2 separate regions of the Homo sapiens genome follow, and region 2 is linked to region 1. Evidence: read pairs that join two places in POLR2A ChIA-PET (ENCODE). Cell type or tissue: OCI-LY7. All regions are shown on one strand. Links, peaks and the distances in the headings refer to the core of each region. The heading gives the core; the rest is flanking DNA. Region 1 overlaps HECA (hdc homolog, cell cycle regulator). Region 2 overlaps REPS1 (RALBP1 associated Eps domain containing 1).

What was found. ChIA-PET counts read pairs that join two places held together with the same protein. Peaks named below come from ENCODE experiments on the same cell type or tissue, not always from the same donor. Only the 100,000 strongest peaks of a DNase experiment are listed, where the experiment ranks them.
Region 2: POLR2A ChIA-PET joins it to region 1 with 14 read pairs; 4 of 35 experiments call an interaction of 5 or more read pairs at or near these places.

Annotation. Positions count from the first base shown.
Region 1 is chr6:139,163,554-139,166,471 of GRCh38, reverse strand. HECA (hdc homolog, cell cycle regulator) reads right to left here. Exons shown (of 4, transcript NM_016217.3): 2 at 1-188. It also overlaps a transcript of TXLNB not described here. Among named protein-coding and RNA genes, the nearest start is that of HECA, 30 kb to the right of the region's middle. RefSeq lists an enhancer at 2,407-2,906. In OCI-LY7, for the core only: no CTCF peak of the experiment used is centred there; no DNase peak of the experiment used is centred there.
Region 2 is chr6:138,979,144-138,982,061 of GRCh38, reverse strand. The region is part of intron 1 of REPS1 (RALBP1 associated Eps domain containing 1); the gene reads left to right. Among named protein-coding and RNA genes, the nearest start is that of REPS1, 7.6 kb to the left of the region's middle. In OCI-LY7, for the core only: no CTCF peak of the experiment used is centred there; a DNase peak (open chromatin) is centred at 1,581.

The DNA of each region.
Region 1 (2,918 bases), core at 101-2,600:
GCTGCGCGCGCGGCCGATGCAGTTGAACTGGACGAGGATGCTGCTCTCCCACTCGTAGAAGCACTGCAGGTGCATCCAGGTGCTGCAGGGGCAGTGCTCGTTGTTGCACACCACCTTCTGGTAGTCGTCCTTCTCCAGGTCCACCGGCCTACCGAAGCTGCAGATCAGGGGAGTGGCACATGGGGCTTCTGGGGGAGGAATAAAGAGAGAACAGATTTCAGATTTTTGGATTAGGGGTACTCAACCTGTACTTGCAACAGTATGGTATAAGGTTTTTCTAAGACATGAATATAATGAAAGGCAGTTCCAGGGTTCCTTTAAAGATGAATCACTCCAGTGAACCAGGGAATAATATGATGAAGCTACTTAACCAACCAGTCTGGTGGAATCTCTAAAAAGGACCTTCAACGCCCTTCATCCTGAGCTTTAGGTTGTCCTGAATACCAGAAAGCCGCTGGAACATAGACGGTCTCATACCGATTTCTCGTCTAAGGTGGTCTGACACCCAATGGCAGGGATATTGAATCAAACTAATTGTTGGTCTACACAAAATTACAAAGCCAGGCTGTGAAGGAAAAAACCAGAATTCTTCCAAAGCTACCAGGACAGGAAGTGGGAACAACATAGTTGTACTCTATCTTAAGTACATGTCCCACACATGTCCCACACTGTGCAAACAGCCAAGCCGGTTCCCAGAAAGGACAGAAAACATGGTGACAGAAAGTAGAATCCGCTAACCCAATTCTTAAGAAATAAACATGATTCATGGATATGGGAACTCCACTGATTCCTTACAGCTATTCAATGATAACTGAACATCTGAGCTTAGAATTTATTTCTAAAATGTCAAAAAGACATGATAGAGTCAGTAAAAAAAAAAAAAAAAAGTGGTTGCCACAGGGGGTGGGGGATGAGCAGGTGAAGCACAGAGGATTTTTAGGGAAGTGAATCTATTCCCGTGATACTATAATGGCAGATACACGTCATTATACATTTGTCAAAATCCACAGGATGTACAATACCAAAAGGGAACCCTAATGTCAACTATGAAATTAAATGACAATGATGTGTAAATGTAGGTTCATCAATTGTAACATATGTACCATTCTGTATTCACAGTGGGGGAGGCTGGAGGAGGGCAGGAGGTATATGGGAACACTCTATACCTCCAGTTTTTCTGTGAACTTAAATCTGCTCTAAAAAATAAAATCTGTTTTTTTAAAATGAGAAATAAAAGGACATGTATGTATAAGTCCTGGTTCCATGGGATACTAGCCGTGTAAAAGTGAACTGGTTATTTCATCTGTTTAATCTTCCATTTCCTCAACCATAAATGGGCATAATTGTAGTAGCTACCTTATAGAGATTTTTTGAAGATTAAATAAGAAATGCTTATAAAGAGTTTAGCACAGTACCTGGCACATAAAGGATCATTAATGTTGTTGCTGCTGTTCTTGTCGTTAGCTGACTGTGACACAGCTTGGGATATTTTTATTTACAAAAGAAGCTGTGTAATAAGGTGGCCAGAGGTGGAAGGGGCTAATGTAGAGATGGCAAAACTGACCAAATGTGGGGCCAAACTGGGAGACTGAGAGTCTCATAGTGCAGGACCAAGGAAGGAAACCTGTTGCCACAGGCCCAAAAGAGTGGCTGCCGGTTGTATGAGCGGTGGGGGGCGGTGGGGGGGAGGTTAGTGTGGCTTACAGGCTGGGATGACAAGGGTGCTTCAGGGAGTCACACAACTAACAGCCTTCCCCACTTGTGTCTTGGCATTTCTACAATTTTCAATACAATTCATCACTCCCTTACATTCTTGCTTGCATTTCCGTAGGATTTTATACCATGCAGTTCTTTTGCCTCCCAATCCCCAAAATAAGTACTCTCCAGGACCAGTGCTCAGCATTTCTCTCCTCATCCTCTAGGCAGAAGCTAAAAACTACATCGCCAATTCTTAATGAGGGCACTACTGGCATCTGGACAATTCTCTTCCTGTAATGCACTGGACAGCCCAGTCCAGCACACTACAGGAAGCAAACATCACTAGGCCTGAGCACTCAGTATCTGTAGCCCACCCACCCCACCTTCCCCATCATGATACCCCCAATGTTCATAACACTTTCAAAGGGCCCCTTTGGAGGGAAATACTACTCTCCCAATTGGGAACCACTGGGCTTGGTCATGAAGCAGTTTAGATTATGTGTATAGATGACAGAAGCTAAAGGCAGACTCCCAGGCTCAGAGTTCTGCTCTAGAAAGCTCCCCTGGTGGCAGCGTGGGGCACGGGACTGGAAGTAAGGAGGCCAGAGGGAGGGTGCTGTGGGTTGAGAAATAAGGAGTGCCTGTGCTTCAGGAGCAGTGTGAGAAGATGCTCAGAGAGAGAGAGAGAGAGAGTGTGTGTGTGTGTTTGTGTGTGTGTGTGTGTGAGAGTCCATGCTGACGGACAGCAATGTGGGAACAGCAGGACAGGGAAGATGGAAAAAGACTTAGGGCTGCCCTATTTAGGACCCACTGATTTAGAAGTGCCTGTGTACCACTGAGGTGGAGGAGACATGAATTTGACTGGAGCTCAAGAGAGCTAGAGCTGTGAATACAGATGTGGAGTCACTCACCCACAGATGAAGGTCAAATCCCTAGGACTAATGAGATGCCCAAGAAAAACGGGAGGAGTGGGCAGAGACCAGAGGCCAGGAAAAGAATCCTGGGATGCAAGGACTGGAACCAAGGCTGGAGGAGAAGATTCCCCTGCAGAGATTGGTAAGAAATGAACTCAGAATTTACTGAAAAACAAGTCAGGAGAGAATTATGTCCAGGCAGTCAGGGGACAGCGCAGTGGCTCACGCCTGTAATCCCAGCACTTTCGAAGGCCGTGGCGGGTGGATCACCTGAGGTCAGGAGTTCGATACTAGCCTGGCCAACAT
Region 2 (2,918 bases), core at 140-2,639, 180 kb after region 1:
AATCACTTACCTATACACAGTTGAAAAAGATACTGTTTGTGAAAGAAGTCACAGTCAATGTGTTTCTGTAGTGTCCTATTTATTTACTTTTAAAATTTCTGTCTTCTTGAGTTTCTTGTGCTAGTTTCAGTCATTTTGTTTGTTTGTTTGTTTGTTTTAATCAATAGCCCAGAGTTAGAGTTTTAGTATATTGGGAATTCGTGCCAAACATTTGATGGAGCGACACAAGAGCATGAGAAGCTGGTATAAAGAGCACTAACTGTGGGAGGCAAGTTCCAGTTCTGGCATCAGCTAACTTTGTAACCCTGAACAAATCACAGAATGTCTGATATAGCTATGGGATTGGGTTTTCATGATTTCTGACTCAAATGAGAGTATCTTTGTGTAGGAGCGGCTAATCTATTCCAGCCACACCCCTTTAAAAGTAGCACAAAGTCTTGTGGTTAGTTGCTCCACTATCTTGACACTGGAACAGGATTATTTGACATTCTTTGAGGAATACAAAGAGGAGATATATACAAGAGGAAACTGATGAAAGGGTCATAAATCCATGGGTGCTTAGTTCTTCAAGGTCGTGAGAATTTGAAATGGGTGATAAGACTTGTCATTTCTGATGTTTTCCCTTATATAGGTTTTATTTTCTGTAGCCTTTCCTATTATAGATGCATCTTCACTCATCTTTTCCCTCTGTGTAAGAAATTTGTCTAATGGAAGTTAAACTGTATACCAGATTTCATTGAGATTTGATAAATTCTAAGACTTAGGCTTTTTAAAATTAAGAATACTACATCTCTTCTGCATTTTGTTTCAAGAATTAGCCAGGTGTTGAATTTGGGGTCTGTCTCATTAAATAATGAAGACAGAATTTATTAGTCTGTCTCTTTTGGGCTGTTGATTCCGTTGAGATTCTGCTGCACGCACTGGACATCTGCTTAGAAAACATAGTTCCACAGAATTTTGCACTTAATTTGTGATTTCCAGCCTTCCCCTAATTGAGTCAAGCTCATCTTATGGACTTCTACATTAATTCAGTTTTAAGGAAGAGCAGGCTGACCTGTGAAATGCTAAACACTTCTGTCTTAAATCAGTTTTAAATACTTTCAACAAAGACTTCTTTGTGGCTGTTCTTTGTATTGGGGGTATACATGCAGTGGTGAAGGATCAAGACATCTTCTCTGACTTGTGCCAATGTCGAAAAGAAAAAGAACTGGCCAGGCGTGGTGGCCTGCACCTGTAGTCCCAGCTACTTGAGAGGCAGAGGCAGGAGGATCACTTGAGCCTGGGAAGTTGAGGCTGCAATGAGACATAGTAAACATAGTAGTGTCATTGCACTCCAGCCTGGGTGACAGAGCAAGTCTCCGTTCCCCCCCCCCCCCGCCCCACCCACAAAAAAAAAAGGAAAAAAGAACTGTGTACAATAATAGAGAATCATTGGGTGGTAGAATCAGAGGAGGTAGTGGGGACCTACTTAGGTGTAAGGGAAGGCCCCTTAGAGGATGCCTGGATGGGGGGTCAGGGGAGGGAGAATAAGGTGTTTCATATAGAGAGAACTGGGAAGGGCCTGAGGCTGTGAAGAGCACAGTGTGTTTAAGGAACTGAAACTGTGGACAAGAGGGGAGAATGGCAGGGACTGCATAAGGCAGGCCCTTGTACTCAGTGATAAGGAATTTGGATTTTAGTGGAAATATACTAAAAGTTTTTATTCGGGGGTGTAGCATCATCTGAATTATATTTTAAAAGATCATGCTGACTGCTGTATGAGCAAAAAGAATACTGGGGGCAAGTGGAAGCAGATACGCTAGTGGATATGCAACAGTCCAGGCAGCAGACAGCAATGGCTTAGATTAGCGAGGTGGCAGTAGGATAGAGAGCAGTGGACATCTGTGAGAATTTTTTAGGTGGTAGAAATACGAAGGCATAAATAGGGTTGGATATGGAACATAAGGGAGGGGAAAGAACTCAAGGATGTTGCTGGAAGTTGCCACTATTGGATGGTTGGAAGAGGAGTGGATTTTGGGGGGGATTGTTTCGTGGGAGAGGTAAGGGTGAATTCAGCAGTTCCCCTTTTGTCTATCTTAGTTCTCAGAAGCCTGTAAGATTGTCAAGTAGGCCTGTTAGAGAGATCTATACATCTTGAGGAATTCAGAGATACTTGGCTTAGAGATGTCAGTTTGAAGATTGTCACTATGTTAGTGATACTTAAGGTAATGAAATAATTGAAGAAAAGATTATAAAGAAGAGAGAAAGATTGACTAGAACTGGAATCCTGAGGAATGCTGAACATTTCTAAGTTGGGTAAACTGGAAGGCTTCTTGGAAGGACGCTAGGAAGCACACAATCAGAGTGGTACAAATTGGGAATGTGTAATATATAGTATTATCATGTCGTGGATGCCAAATAATGCAAGTATTTCAAGGGGGTGGGTAGTCAGCTGTATTGAATTTCACTGAGAGGCTGAGAACATGTGGGCAGGAATGTGGCCATTGGATTTGGCAACCTGGAAGTTATTAGTAACTTCAGTGAGCCAGTTTCATGGACTAGTGTAGATGGATGCCAGATTTGAGTGATTTGAGGGATAAATGATGGCTGAGGAACTAGAGACAGGGTGTATAGATAGCTTTTAAAGAAGTTTACCTATGAAAGGGAATAGATACAGGGTAGAAGCTAGAGATGTATGAGGATATAAAGGAAATCTTTTTGTTTGTTTCTTTTTGAGTGTGAGAAATTCTGCAGAATGATTTTAGTTGTTAGGATTGCTAAGATAAGGGAGATGAGAAGTCCTTGAGAAAGCAGGAGTGGTCAGGATCCTGACTGCACAGAGTCCTTTGATAGGAAGGGGATACTTCTTCAGTTTTTTTTTTTTGTTTTTTTTTTTTTTTTTGTGATGGATTCTCGCTCTGTCGCCCAGGCTGGAGTGC